3 separate regions of the Homo sapiens genome follow, and all the other regions are linked to region 1. The links are chromatin contacts, found by Hi-C or POLR2A ChIA-PET in ENCODE. All regions are on one chromosome and are shown on one strand. The core of a region is the stretch at or near the end of the contact, and the rest is flanking DNA. Distances in the headings are between cores, read along the strand shown. Region 1 holds the start of TMCO4 (transmembrane and coiled-coil domains 4). Region 2 holds the start of MRTO4 (MRT4 homolog, ribosome maturation factor). Region 3 holds the start of EMC1-AS1 (EMC1 antisense RNA 1).

Region 1 (4,098 bases), core at 556-3,055:
GAAAGTGGATTGGATTTCACTCTCACCCCTTCTGCCTGCTGTCACACGTTCCAGAGAGCCAGTTCCCCACTCCTCATCAGCAGCCCCGGTTTATAATGTACAACACTGTTTACAAAACACACAGGCCAAAAGAGAACACAATGAGAAACCACCCACTGACATTTCTTAGGTCCCACGTTAGCCAGCCCTGGTGGCTGATCAGCCTTTGTAGCCCAGTGGTACCAGAGTAGAGAGAGATGGTTTGAGCCTTATGAGGAACTCTCCAGACCCCAGCTTTTGTGGGAGCTACATGCTGAGCTATGACAACCTAATCGATGAACTCCTCCTGTCCAACTCCTCCTTGGGCCTTAGGACTAAAAAGTATAAAGTCTCCCAAAGTGTCAGATACTGCACTGGGCCTTTTGTGGCTTCAGCTCCTTTAATTTTCACAACAACCTTGGAGACAGGTCATTTAACTTGCCTGATCCCACTCAGTTACAAAGCTGCAAAGCTAGCACCTGAGCCCATCTCTGTCTGATGCTGCACACGAGGGCTTGAGGCCACTCTAATACCGATCTCTTCTGCTGTCTTCATGTACTTCACAGTTGGGGAAATGCCAGTGGTCTCCCCTGTGCCCAGCCCTCCCTCCCCAGGCTGAAGGGCAGGGCTTTATTCCACCCTCTGGAGTGTACTTCCTGAGGGCAGCGCTCCTTTTTGTTCACTGCTGTATCCTCGTTGCCTAAACAATGCACACAGTAGGTGCTCAACAAATATTTGGTGAATGAACAAATGGATGTTCCCAAAGCTTAAAAGAGTGTCATATTTTCTGCAATGAACACTGAGTTAGGAAAAAGGGGGCTCATGTGCTGACTCCTACTTCGAGTTAGGTAGTAGTCTGGGATTCTAGCCTGGCCCTGCTCCTAATTCCCAGTGCAACCCCAGGGAAGGGCCAGGCAGCCTGGTCAGGGCAAAGGCATTGTGGAGGCCAACTCTGTGCGAAGCACTGGGTCAGGCTCTCCAGGCAGGTAGCCCAGGTTTTTATCTCTTGCTTCCTAGCTGTGTGGTCTTGGGGAAGTTACCTCACCTCTCTGAGCCTCAGTTTACCCAGCTGTAAAATCCACTCAAAAGTCAGCAGCAGTAATTCTTCCCTCCTGTAACTTCAGGCATGGGCACCAGAAGACATGGCCTCCTTGTAACATGAGGAGCCTGGTTTTTCTCCAGAGGCTCCCCAAGCCCTCCTGGAATTCTCTGTTTGAGAGTCTGCGGGGGGACAGGGAGACAGGAGGCGGGGGAGTCCTAGAGGCCTTCCTGACGGGGGCGTGGAGGGGCCACGTGGGGCAAGGGGAAGCACAGGGACCTCTTGTGACCTTGGGCAAGCCCCCTTCCTCTCTGACCTTGACCAGCGTCCTCATTTGTCAAGGGAGCGGCTGGGTGACCTCTAAGAACTCGGAGGCCGAGGCCGGAGTCGCCCGAGTGCTCCGCCCAGCCTCAGTTTCCCCCTCTGCCTCCCCAAGATTTCTAAAAGCACTTCCGGCTCTGAAAACAAACCAACCACCAGCAGGCGGCCTGGGCTTAGGGCAGGCAGCGCCAGGGAGCGCGCGGCCGCTTCCTGGTGGGTCCAGTGTCCCCGGGGTGGAGGGCGGGGCGCAGGGCAAAGGGCCCCGGGGCTGGGCCGGGCTCCGAGTGCCCCGCGTGGGGCCGGCGGGGAGTGGCCCAGCGAGGTGCGCGCCACCGTGGCCTGGCGGCTCCTCCGGGGCCCCCTTACCTGGAGGCGGCTGCGAAGGCAAAGGCGGAGGCGGCAAAACCGGCGAGCGGCTCCTCCCGCCCGGCCCGGCCCGGCCCCTCCCCTCCCCGCCGCGTCCCGGCCCCGGTCCCGGCCCGTCCCGCCGCCTGCCCCGAGCGCGCCTGGTCGCCACCGGCCGGGCGGAGCACTTAGGGAGCGCGGCGCGGGGGCGCGGGGCCTTCCAGGCTCTGACTCGCCAGCTGCGGGTCCCGACCTGGCTCGTCCCACCTCTGCCCCACCTCCACCACCCATCGCGACAGGGGTGCCGGCCTCTGCAGGTGACCGGCAAGCCCGCGGCGCCACATCTGTGTGTGGGTCCATTTACCCTCCAGGAAGCAGCGAGACAGCGCGGCGCGGGAGAAGGGCCCTGCAGGGTTGGACTTTGCAGAAACTGCCCGCGAAGGACTCGGCCCCGAGAGTGGCATGCCCCAAAGCCACATTTTGAAGACAAAGTCTTCAAAAATGTATAATGTAAACAAAGAACCAGCCGCAGAAACCGCCTTCCCGCACGTGTATGCAGCACTTTGTAGTTTGCAAAGTGTTCAGATATCTAAGTTCTTCCTGATTCTACTTTCATTTTCCCTAACGCTAAGTTTGGTCCTGTCTCAGGGCCTCTGCCTGGAGGCTCCCGTGCCTGGGACTCTCTGCCTTCAGACCTCCCTTTCCCCCAATCCATTTCCTGCTTTCCATTCTGGTCTCTTGGGATGGGATCTGAGAGTCTTCCCTGAGCACCCAGCACATTCAGTCATTGAACAAATTTACCGAGCACCTACTACGCGCCAGGTACAGTTCTTTTTTTTTTTTTTTTTTTTTTTTTGAGATAAGAGTCTCGCTCTGTCACCCAGGCTGGAGTGCACTGGCCCGATCTCAGCTCACTGCAACCTCCGCCTCCCGGATTTAAGCGATTCTCCTGCCTCAGGCTCCCTGGTAGCTGGTACTACAGGCGTGTGCTACCACACCCGGCTAATTTTTGTATTTTTAGTAGAGACGGGGTTTTGCTATGTTGGCCAGGCTGGTCTCGAACTCCTGACCTCTGGTGACCCACCCGCCTCGGCCTCCCAAAGTGCTGGGATTACAGGCGTGAGCCACCGCGCAGCCCCAACTAGACTTTAAAAGCCCTGGAGGTGGGCGGGTTTAGGCTGCCTTGCTCTCCGCTGTGTGCCCAGCCCCAGGGACTGTGCCTAGCACTTGCAGGTGCTCAAAAGAAGCACTTAATGAATGGATCTCTTTCCCCTAGCAACCCTGTGAAATTTCATCACACCCACTCTGAAGGAGAGGAAACCGAGGCTCAGGTCCAGACAATGCAGAAGCCACAGAGCTAATGAGTGCCAGAGCTAGGGCATGAATCATCGTGGCCTCAGAAGCTGTTGCCCTTACTCCCAGTGAAGACAATCTAGGGTTATGGGAGGAAAAGGTACCGACGGGGGTCAGAGACCAGCATCCCAGCTCAGAGCCTGGGACTCACGCACCTGTGAAATGTTCCTTCCTTCATCTGCTCATCTCCCCACTGGCCAATCAGGACCAAGAAGGGCAGCTCTACCCACCCATGAAGTTATTGTGAGGGTCAAATGGGTCAATCGTGTGCAGGCTTTAGGGGAATAAGGGGTTATATCTGAGCATGTGAGCTTTGTCAAGATTGAGAACTGCAGCCAGCCCTCCTCTTAATGTCTGGCAGCCCCTTCCAGCAGATCAGCTTTGTGGGACCAGGCACCACTCTGCACTCCCCTGCTTTGCCCTGTCTCTAATTTGATTAGAGACCTTGTGTTGAACACACTTGTCTTTGGGTATTGGACCCTGTTCAGCCATTGCCCGGCACCCAACCCTCACCCTAGTCGCCCCCACTGCACACAGTTCCTGATCCCATCATTGAGGCTATGGGTGGGAAAGATGGAGAAAATATGTTTACCCCTTTTGGTGTATGCTTTTGAGATTTTGTTAGGTTTGGTATTGGACATTGAAGAATTTTGTTTCCTCTAAGTAACTCTCCCCCAAAGGAATGTTTAGGGAGTTGTGGAAGGGGAAGCCTTCTAATGAACCATTGACTAATTCAACCAGGATGTGTGGAGTGGCTGGTGGGGTTCTAGATGTTGAGGGTATAGCAGGAGAATCAAAGTGTTTCCAGCAAAATCATGGAGCTTACATTCTGGTTTGGGGGATGGGTGGAGGGAGATGGACAAGAAACCAACTGATTTTATTTTACTTTATTATTATATTTTATTTTTTATTGAGACGGAGCCTTGCTGTGTCGCCTAGGCTGGAGTGCAATGGCACAATCTCAGCTCACTGCAACCTCCACCACCTGGGTTCAAGCGATTCTCACGCCTCAGCCTCCTGAG
Region 2 (4,233 bases), core at 1,724-4,223, 550 kb before region 1:
ATAGTTTAAGACTGAAAAAAAAAATTTTAGTATTGTAGGAAAAAGCTTATAGAATAAAGATATAAGAAAAATATTATTAAGTCAGGCATGGTAGCATATGCCTGTAATCCCAGTTGCTAGGGAGGCTGAGGCAGGAGGCTTGCTTGAGTCCAGGAGTTCAATATCTGCCTGGGGAACATAGCAAGATCCCATGTCAAAAATAAATTTTAAAAATATATTTTTGTACAGCTGTAAAGTCTGTGTTTTATACTAAGTATTATTACAAAAGTCAAAAATTAAAAAAATAAAATGTTTGTAAAGTAAAAAAGTTACATTAAGCTAAGGTTAACTTATTATTGAAGAAATTTTATAAATTTAGTATAGTCTAAATGCACAGTATTTATAAAGTCCACAGTAGTGTACAGTAATGTCCTAAGCCTTTACATTTACTCACCAACCACTTACTGACTAACCCCAGAACAACTCCTAGTTCTGCAAGATACATTCATGTTAAGTGCCCTATACCAGTGTACCATTTTTTATCTTTCATATCCTATTTTTACCATACATTTTCTATGTTTAGATACACAAATATTTACCATTGTGTTACAATTGCCTACAGTTTTCAGTAAAGTAACATGCCGTACAGGTTTGTAGCCTAGGAAGAATAGGCTGTACCATATAGCCTAGGTGTGTAGTAGGCTAAACCATCTAGATTTACATAAGTACATGCTACAACGTTTGCACAAGAGGGCATTTCTCAGGATGTATTCCCATCATTAAGTGATGCATACCTGTATGTCTTCATTTATTTTTCAATCTGAAAACTGTAGGCCAGGTGCAGTGGCTCACACCTGTAATCCCAGCACTTTGGGAGGCCGAGGCAGCCAGATTGCTTGAGCCCAGGTGTTCAAGACCAGCCTGGGCAACATGGCAAAACCCCGTCTCTACAAAAAATACAAAGAAACTGGAGAGGTGTGCACCAGTAGTCCCAGCTACTCAGGAGGCTGAGCTGGGAGGGTCACTTGAACCTGCAAGGTCAAAGCTGCAGTGAGCCATGATAGTACTGTACTCCAGCCTGGGCTACAGAATGAGTCCCTGTCTCAAAAAATTTTAAAAAGTCTTGGCTGGGCGCAGTGGCTCCCACCTGTAATTCCAACACTTTGGGAGGCCTAGGCGGGTGGATTACCTGAGATCGGGAGTTTGAGACCAGCCTGACCAACATGGAGAAACCCTGTCTCTACCAAAAATACAAAAATTAGCTGGGTGTGGTGGCGCATGCCTGTAATCCCAGCTACTCGGGAGGCTGAGGCAGGAGAATCGCTTGAACCCCAGAGGCGGAGGTTGTGGTGAGCCATGAGATCGCGCCATTACACTCCAGCCTGGGCAACAAGAGCAAAACTGTCTCAAAAAAAAAAAAAAAAAAAAAAAAAAAAAGTCTTAAACAGAGTCCTTTTCCCCCCTCATCAGCCTAACCTGGCCCTGGGCTCAGAGCAGAGCTGCCCAAGACACTAAGCAGTTAGGAAATGCCATTCATTCATTCATTCATTCATGAAAATAAAATTAAGAAAATTGCATATATCAAGTATTCTGCAAAATTAGATACACATATCACCCGATATATATGTGTAACATACACATATGACATTGTGAACAGTTGTGCACATCATTAAAAATGTAACATGTTTTATTTGTCACACTGTCTGGCATAACAGGTACTCAACATATATGCGAATCAACTTTTCCAAGACAGAAAATACTTCAGAGGAGGAGAAATCTGACCTGGGCCCTGAAGAATAAAGTGTAAATAGCAATAATAACAGATAACGCTTAATGACTGCATTCAATGAGCCAGGCATTGTGCTAAGTAATTTAATGGGATTGTCTCATTCATTCTCACAAGTACTGTAAGAGATAACGGACTGTTAGTAAACCCATTCTACAGACAAAGAAACCAAGGCACAGAGTGGTTAAGTCACTTTCCCCAAGATCACACAAGTCTTAACTAGTAAAATTCAAACAAAAGCAAGCTACTCCAGGGCCTTAAGGAAGACGTGGGTGGGTGAATGAATGAATGAGTGAATGGCATATTCTAGCTGCTTAGTGTTTTGGGCAATCCTGCTGTGAGCCCAGGGCCAGACTAGGTTGATGAGAGGGGAAAAGGACTCAGTTTAGGACTTTTAAGACGAAAGCTCCTGTTCACTTGCCTACAAGACACCAATTCGAGTAGGAATTAAAGTTCACTGACAGCTTGGCGACCTCTGACACCTGGTAGACCAGAAACCTCACAGTCAAAAAAATCGAACCTGACGAGGGAGGACGGGATCAGTGATCTCTGACCGGCACCCCAAGCATTCCTGGATGGCAGGGCCGGCTTACACGCAAGGATCAGCTTAGAATGACCCCTAACACTTGGTTTAAGGCTCTGCTTCCAACGACTTTAAATCCTTAATAATTTTTTAACAAGGGGCCCCACGTTTTCATTTTGTACTGGGTCCTGCAAATTATGCGGCCAATCCTGTTAAGTGACAACCTTTAGCAGGTAGGAGACAGGTACTGGGGAAACAGCCACTTATCTCTCGAATATGTTCCACACGTACGCACCAATCAAACTTGCCCACTTGGTCTTCGTAGACCGCGGCCGCAGGAATCAGCAGCGTAGCCCAAAGCCAGAAACGAGAAGCCCACTCAGCCGCCATGATGCGAGCGCATGCACCACCCACCGCCGTCCCGGCATGCACCGCGCCGCGGGCTCCGCCTCCGCGGGACCACAGAGCTGGGATAGCGCGCGAGGCCCTCGGTCGGACGGGACGCTCGGGATTCAGGGACTGCCTCGGCACACGGGAAGTTGCCCTACAGGCGCGGGAGAAAGCGCAGGCGGCGGCTTGGCAGGGAGAGGCAGGCTGCAGTGCACATTGGGTCAGGCACACGCGAGGGGCAGCCCCCGAGGGCCGTCCCAGAGTCCCCCGCGCCGCCGGGGTCCTAACGGGGTGCACCGTCTTCCGCCGCACGTGGATTCAGCGCGATGCCCAAATCCAAGCGCGACAAGAAAGGTGGGCGAAGGGGGAGTCGGGACCCTGGGGGGAGCTCCGTGGGCTGGCTACCCAGCCTGCGGTGAGGGCTTCGGGGCGGCGGGGGCGCAGATTGGAACGCCAGGACATCCTCGAGGTGTTCCGCTGCCTCGCTGCGAGCTGGAATGGGGGCTTCGGGGCTGTAAAACCGCCAGAGGTGGCTGACGCCCGGTCGGGTCTGGGGAGCGGAGACTCGTTTTGCCTAGTTTCAGGTGCTCTTGCAAGGCCAACTGGGTCGGGAGGCAGCTCCTGAACACCGCCCCCGGCTATGCCTGCTGCCGTTTCGGCCCACTTTTCCCAACTTCGGCCCTTTCTCATCTTCCTGCGCTCCCGCCACCCTGGCTGCCTTTCCCTTCTTTCAGCACAGGTTTGTTCCCGTGTCTGGCGTTGTGTGTCTGCGGTTGTTTCTGCCTGGCATGCTTACATCTTCGTATGGTTTGCGCCTTCTTAGTTGTCAGTTAATAGGATCCCTCTGAGACAGGGTCTCGCTCTGTTGCCCAGGCTGGAGTGCAGTGGCGCGATCGTAACACTGCAGGCCGGATGCGGTGGCTCACGCCTGTAATCCCAGCACTCTGGGAGGCCGAGGCGGGCGAATCATCTGAGGTCGGGAGTTCCCGACCAGCCTGGCCAATATGGTGAAACCCCTTTTCTACTAAAAATACTAAAAATTAGATGGGCATGGTGGCAGGTGCCTGTAATCCCAGCTACTTGGGAGACTGAGGCGGGAGAATCGCTTGAATCCGGGAGGCGGAGGTTGCAATGAGCCGAGATCGCTCCACTGTACTGCAGCCTGGGCACGACAGAGCGAGACTCCGTCTCAAAAATAAATAAATAAAATAAGTCACTGCAGCCTTGACCTCCTTGGCTTAAGCGATCCTCCCACCTCAACCTCCCGAGTAGCTGAGACTACAGGCGCACGCCACCACACCCAGCTAGGTTTTTTTTGTTTATTTTTTATAGAGAAGACTCAGTGTGTTGCCAAGCTGGTCTCGAACACCTGGGCTCCAACCACCCTCCCTGAGTGCTGGGATTACAGGCGTGAGCCACTACACCCGACTTGCGCACCTCTTAAGAGACCGTTTTTGACCACCTTTGCTGTGGTGGCCTCTCTCTTAACCCGGCTCCCTGGAATATTCAAAAATATTTAGGGGTCTGGCACTTTCTAGGCGTTAGAGGATACAGC
Region 3 (3,878 bases), core at 201-2,700, 590 kb before region 1:
ATCTTCAGAACATTCCTGGCCTGATGATTAGATAGCAAAATCCGTCTGTAAAGCTGACTGTGAAGTTACCAAACTCAACCATTATTTTATTATAATTTGTTAAAAACTCTGCATCCAAAGGATTACAAGTCTACAACAAGAAAAAGCACAAAAACAATTTGTCAAACCGTGGGCCTCCTTTGAGTAACAAATAGCAATTTTTAACCTCTGGATAGCAGCTAGATATACCCTTGTCATCGTGAAGCTAAAATGACCCAGTTAACAATTGCAGGGAGTTGCTGAAATGAGGTATGGCTAGAAAAATGAAAGTCAGTCTGGCTTTAAAAGCAAAAGTCTACCATTAAACTAATGAAAGACTGCTCTGAGCACAGTATGTCAGGAAAAGGCAGGCACTCTGAGATCACCATCTTTGTACCTACATAACTGTCACTAGCTAAGAATCGCTGTGCAAAAAGACAAAAACACACAAAAGGAAACCAACAGATAGTACCGTTTGTAAAAGAATGTGATGATATTTTAATGCGAGGGGGATGGGAGGCAGCAAGAGAACACACACACCACACATCCTCTGGGAAAATGATCTCTCAGACACACACTGAAATGTTTTTAATCAAAGACCGATACAGTAGGAATGCACAAGGAGTGCAACGTAAAAAGAGGTCATCAATGTAGCTAGTGGCTTCAGTCACAGAAATAGCACGTGCCCCCACTGATTACAGCACCGCGGGGAGACCGTTATTAAATTATACCGTACGGCTCCGCTCCGGCCCAGGCTAGGAGGATGAGTGCGGGCGAGAAATGCAAACTCATCTGTGACTTGACCCAAGGGGCAGCCCCGTGAACATTCCCTTAAGAGGGCGAATGCATCTCACTCTCAACCATGTCCGGCCACGCCCTCCCGCAGGGAGGCCGCTAAAGTTTTGCTCGAGAGGGGAAACTGAGGTAGAGGTGATTTACATGCGTTGGCGGAGGGAAACCCAGGCAAGCCAGTCTCCCCGGGCCCGGGACCCCGAAGCCGTGGCTGTGGCGGGGATCCTCAAGGGGGCAGGGGGCGGCCCGGAAAGCGGGTCCAGACGATCCGGCTCGAAATCCCCTCCCCCCACAACAGCGTCGCCCGCCAGAGCCGCCGCCCGGTACCTCTCGATGACTGAGGCCACCAGCTGCGGCAACTCCTTCATCTCGAAGGCGGAGTAGGACGCGGACAGCAGGGGCCGCACAGCCACCTCCCAGCCCGGGGTCGTGTCCGCCCCCGTTGCCGGGGTCCCCGGCGCCGGAGCCGCTGCCGCCGCCTCTTCGCCGCCGCTCGTCGCCATCTTCCGTCGTACTACTGCGGCTCCCTCCGGGGGCTTGCCACCGGCCCAGCGCCGCCTCCCAGGAGGGGGCGGAAGTGACGCAATCTGTCGCGTCAGACTGCGCGCCGCCGTCATGGGTCAAAAACGCGACGCGCGGAGCGGCCTTTGCTCTCACCGGGGTCGAGCCGCGGCGAGGGAACGGATCGGAGACGCTGCGCCTGCTCAGAAGGTAGCGCAGCGGGGAAAGGCGGGAGAGCGTTAACTTCTGAGCCTGCGCGGTGGGAGTTGCTCAAGCAGGTGGTAGCGACTTGGCTTCCGGGCAGCGGGTAAAGGTGAGTCTGGGGCATGGGTTCAGTGGGCAAGTCTAGGGCAGCAGAGTTGACTACGCCTCGGCGTATAGAATGGCCCTGGCCTGGGACAGCTAAGGACGACAAGAGGAGGCCGAAGCCTAAAACGCTTTCACCTGCTTCTTCCCCTGCCTAGATCCCCCCAATAGTAATACTAAAGAGCGCCATAGTTTACAAAGATTTCTCCCTCTCACAACACCTTTTAATCACTGATCCGTATTCCCTTAGCACTCAAATCTCTTCTGTTTGGATTGCCCTCATTAACAATCTGACCAGCTCGTACAATGCATCCCTCTTTGCAATTTGCCACGTATGCTTACGTGTTCCCCTTTTTTCTACTGGCAAGGAAAGAATGTAAGCTTTTATTCACAGGAGATGTCTGAGACTTTTGCCGGTAAAATGATCTGGCTACAAGGTCTAAGAGGGAAAAGCAGTTTGCTCGAGGAAAGGTATTCGTGCATTAAGGACAGTCCTGTGAGTGAGATATTGGTGGACGGCTTCAAGCTCTAGCCTGTGGCCTACAGCTGGCCTAAATAAGACTGGGAAGGAACTGTGAAGACGGTTTCAAATTCCTAAAGCCCTGAAATTCTCCCCCTAAGTTTAGGAAGAGCTTTTGTTCTTGGTGTGTAACACTGATAAATGAATTGGTACCTAGTGATTAATCTGCACTTTTATTAAGATATGACCTACTTTACCTTTTTTGAGACAGGATCTTGCTCTGTCGCCCAATAGCCCAGGCTGGAGTGCAGTGGCAGAGTTGCAGCTGGCTGCAGCCTCCACCTCCCTGGCTCAAGTGATCTTCCAGCCTCAGCCTCCCCAGTAGCTGAGACTATACAGGTGCAGGCCACCACTCTTAATTTTTTTTGTTTGTTTTTAAGAGACAGGTCTCCCTACGTAGCCCAAGCTGTTTTCGAAGTCCTAGGTTCCTCCCACCTTGGACTCCCAAAGTGCTGGGATTACAGGCTTGACCCACTGCGCCCAGCCTGCATCTTTACATTCGAAATAAAATTCAGTCAAGTCAAAGCCGGTCTTGGAGGAAAATGTGGCTTTGATGACAGCAGTAGGGATTTTCCTTCAGTGCCTACTTACCAGAGGATAATAATAACAGCAAGTTTCTTAAACATAAAAACATCAGAAATGAAAAAGAACTTTCCATAACACTATAAATATTGCAGTATTTCAAGATACTGAACCAGAGCCCTAAGGAAAGGCTGGAGACCCAGAATTTTATAATGGCTTTGGGACATGAATTTTATTTTAACCAGAGGACAAAATTAATCTGCAAAAGCTGTCTTGGAGAAATTTCAGGAAATAAAAGATCAAATGTATCTGCTGTCCTCCCTTCCCTCTCCAGGAGAATAAAAGGCAAATGCAAACTATCACAGGGAGATTTTCACCTTTACCTAAATTATTTATTATATACTTTATATTTCTGGTTAATAGATTGGGAGAGAGCACTCCAGATAAAGAACTTCCTTTATAAATGCCACATTTATTTCAGTACTGGAGGTTTGGTCTTGTGTTGCCACAAAGATTTGGAATGGCATCTATGTTATAAATTTAGATGACAAAAGAGACTAATAAAAGACTTCTAGATGAAACACAAGCTTCTAATATTCTGGTCCAGGAAATAAGATAGAAACTAAAAAACAATAAATAACTTTTATGAATTAACTGAAGGACTTAAAATACTTGTTCCATTCTAATCCCAAGTGTCTGCCAAGGAACTGAAATTTAAAATGATAAAAGACATGATACAGTCATGTTACAGGGAATTCAATGAAGTAAAAATGGCAGACATTGATGAATGGTATGGTTTAAAGATTTGTGTAGAGGTAGTGATGAGGAGGCCTGCTGGGAGCTGGAAAAGTTCTATACCTTGACACAGTTATGCTTACATGGATATACACACACAGTAGTCACTAAGCCATGATTTGTACTTATGATTTGCACACTTTGGTGGTTGTAAATTGTACAGCAATCTAAAAACAAATGAGGTCAGTGTGCCTCACTACAGAGCTTCAAAAGTGGTAGATAGCACATCTCTTTTTTCTTTTAAGCCATCTAATACAGAGTTGCTTGGAATAAATCCTAATAGATACAGTGTTTCTAGAAACAAGTAAATGAATAAACCTTAGCTGTTACCCCGTAGGAGCCAACAGAGGTCAATCTGTTCTCAAGCTTTTACAAAGTTACAAGAACAAGTAATCAGTGCATATTTTGTTGAAACTCCTACTGC

Evidence for each region. A loop is a pair of places that touch in the nucleus more often than their neighbours do. ChIA-PET counts read pairs that join two places held with the same protein, here RNA polymerase II (POLR2A). Pooled maps may share reads with other maps.
Region 2: a map of naive thymus-derived CD4-positive, alpha-beta T cell shows a loop between it and region 1 (21-fold over the local background). The contact joins the promoter of MRTO4 here to the promoter of TMCO4 in region 1. A Hi-C loop is called at or near these places in 1 of 168 maps with a recorded cell type or tissue (naive thymus-derived CD4-positive, alpha-beta T cell), 1 of 37 single-sample maps with no recorded cell type and 6 of 50 pooled maps. POLR2A ChIA-PET finds 5 or more read pairs at or near these places in 2 of 52 experiments (activated CD4-positive, alpha-beta T cell and activated CD8-positive, alpha-beta memory T cell).
Region 3: a pooled map shows a loop between it and region 1 (7-fold over the local background). The contact joins the promoter of EMC1-AS1 here to the promoter of TMCO4 in region 1. A Hi-C loop is called at or near these places in 4 of 50 pooled maps. POLR2A ChIA-PET finds 5 or more read pairs at or near these places in 3 of 52 experiments (B cell, HepG2 and common myeloid progenitor, CD34-positive).

What each region holds. Positions count from the first base shown.
Region 1 is chr1:19,798,111-19,802,208 of GRCh38, forward strand. TMCO4 (transmembrane and coiled-coil domains 4) reads right to left here and starts at 1,806. Exons shown (of 16, transcript NM_181719.7): 1 at 1,745-1,806; 2 at 27-105. RefSeq lists a silencer at 1,551-2,050 and an enhancer at 1,974-2,474.
Region 2 is chr1:19,248,832-19,253,064 of GRCh38, forward strand. It overlaps MRTO4 (MRT4 homolog, ribosome maturation factor), which reads left to right and starts at 2,974. Exons shown (of 8, transcript NM_016183.4): 1 at 2,974-3,032. The coding sequence starts at 3,005. It overlaps EMC1 (ER membrane protein complex subunit 1), which reads right to left and starts at 2,693. Exons shown (of 23, transcript NM_015047.3): 1 at 2,584-2,693. The coding sequence starts at 2,678. RefSeq lists an enhancer at 2,606-3,111.
Region 3 is chr1:19,208,936-19,212,813 of GRCh38, forward strand. EMC1-AS1 (EMC1 antisense RNA 1) reads left to right here and starts at 1,451. Exons shown (of 2, transcript NR_135114.1): 1 at 1,451-1,624. UBR4 (ubiquitin protein ligase E3 component n-recognin 4) reads right to left here and starts at 1,331. Exons shown (of 106, transcript NM_020765.3): 1 at 1,138-1,331. The coding sequence starts at 1,313. RefSeq lists silencers at 1,001-1,320, 2,346-2,415 and enhancers at 1,371-1,420, 1,671-1,720.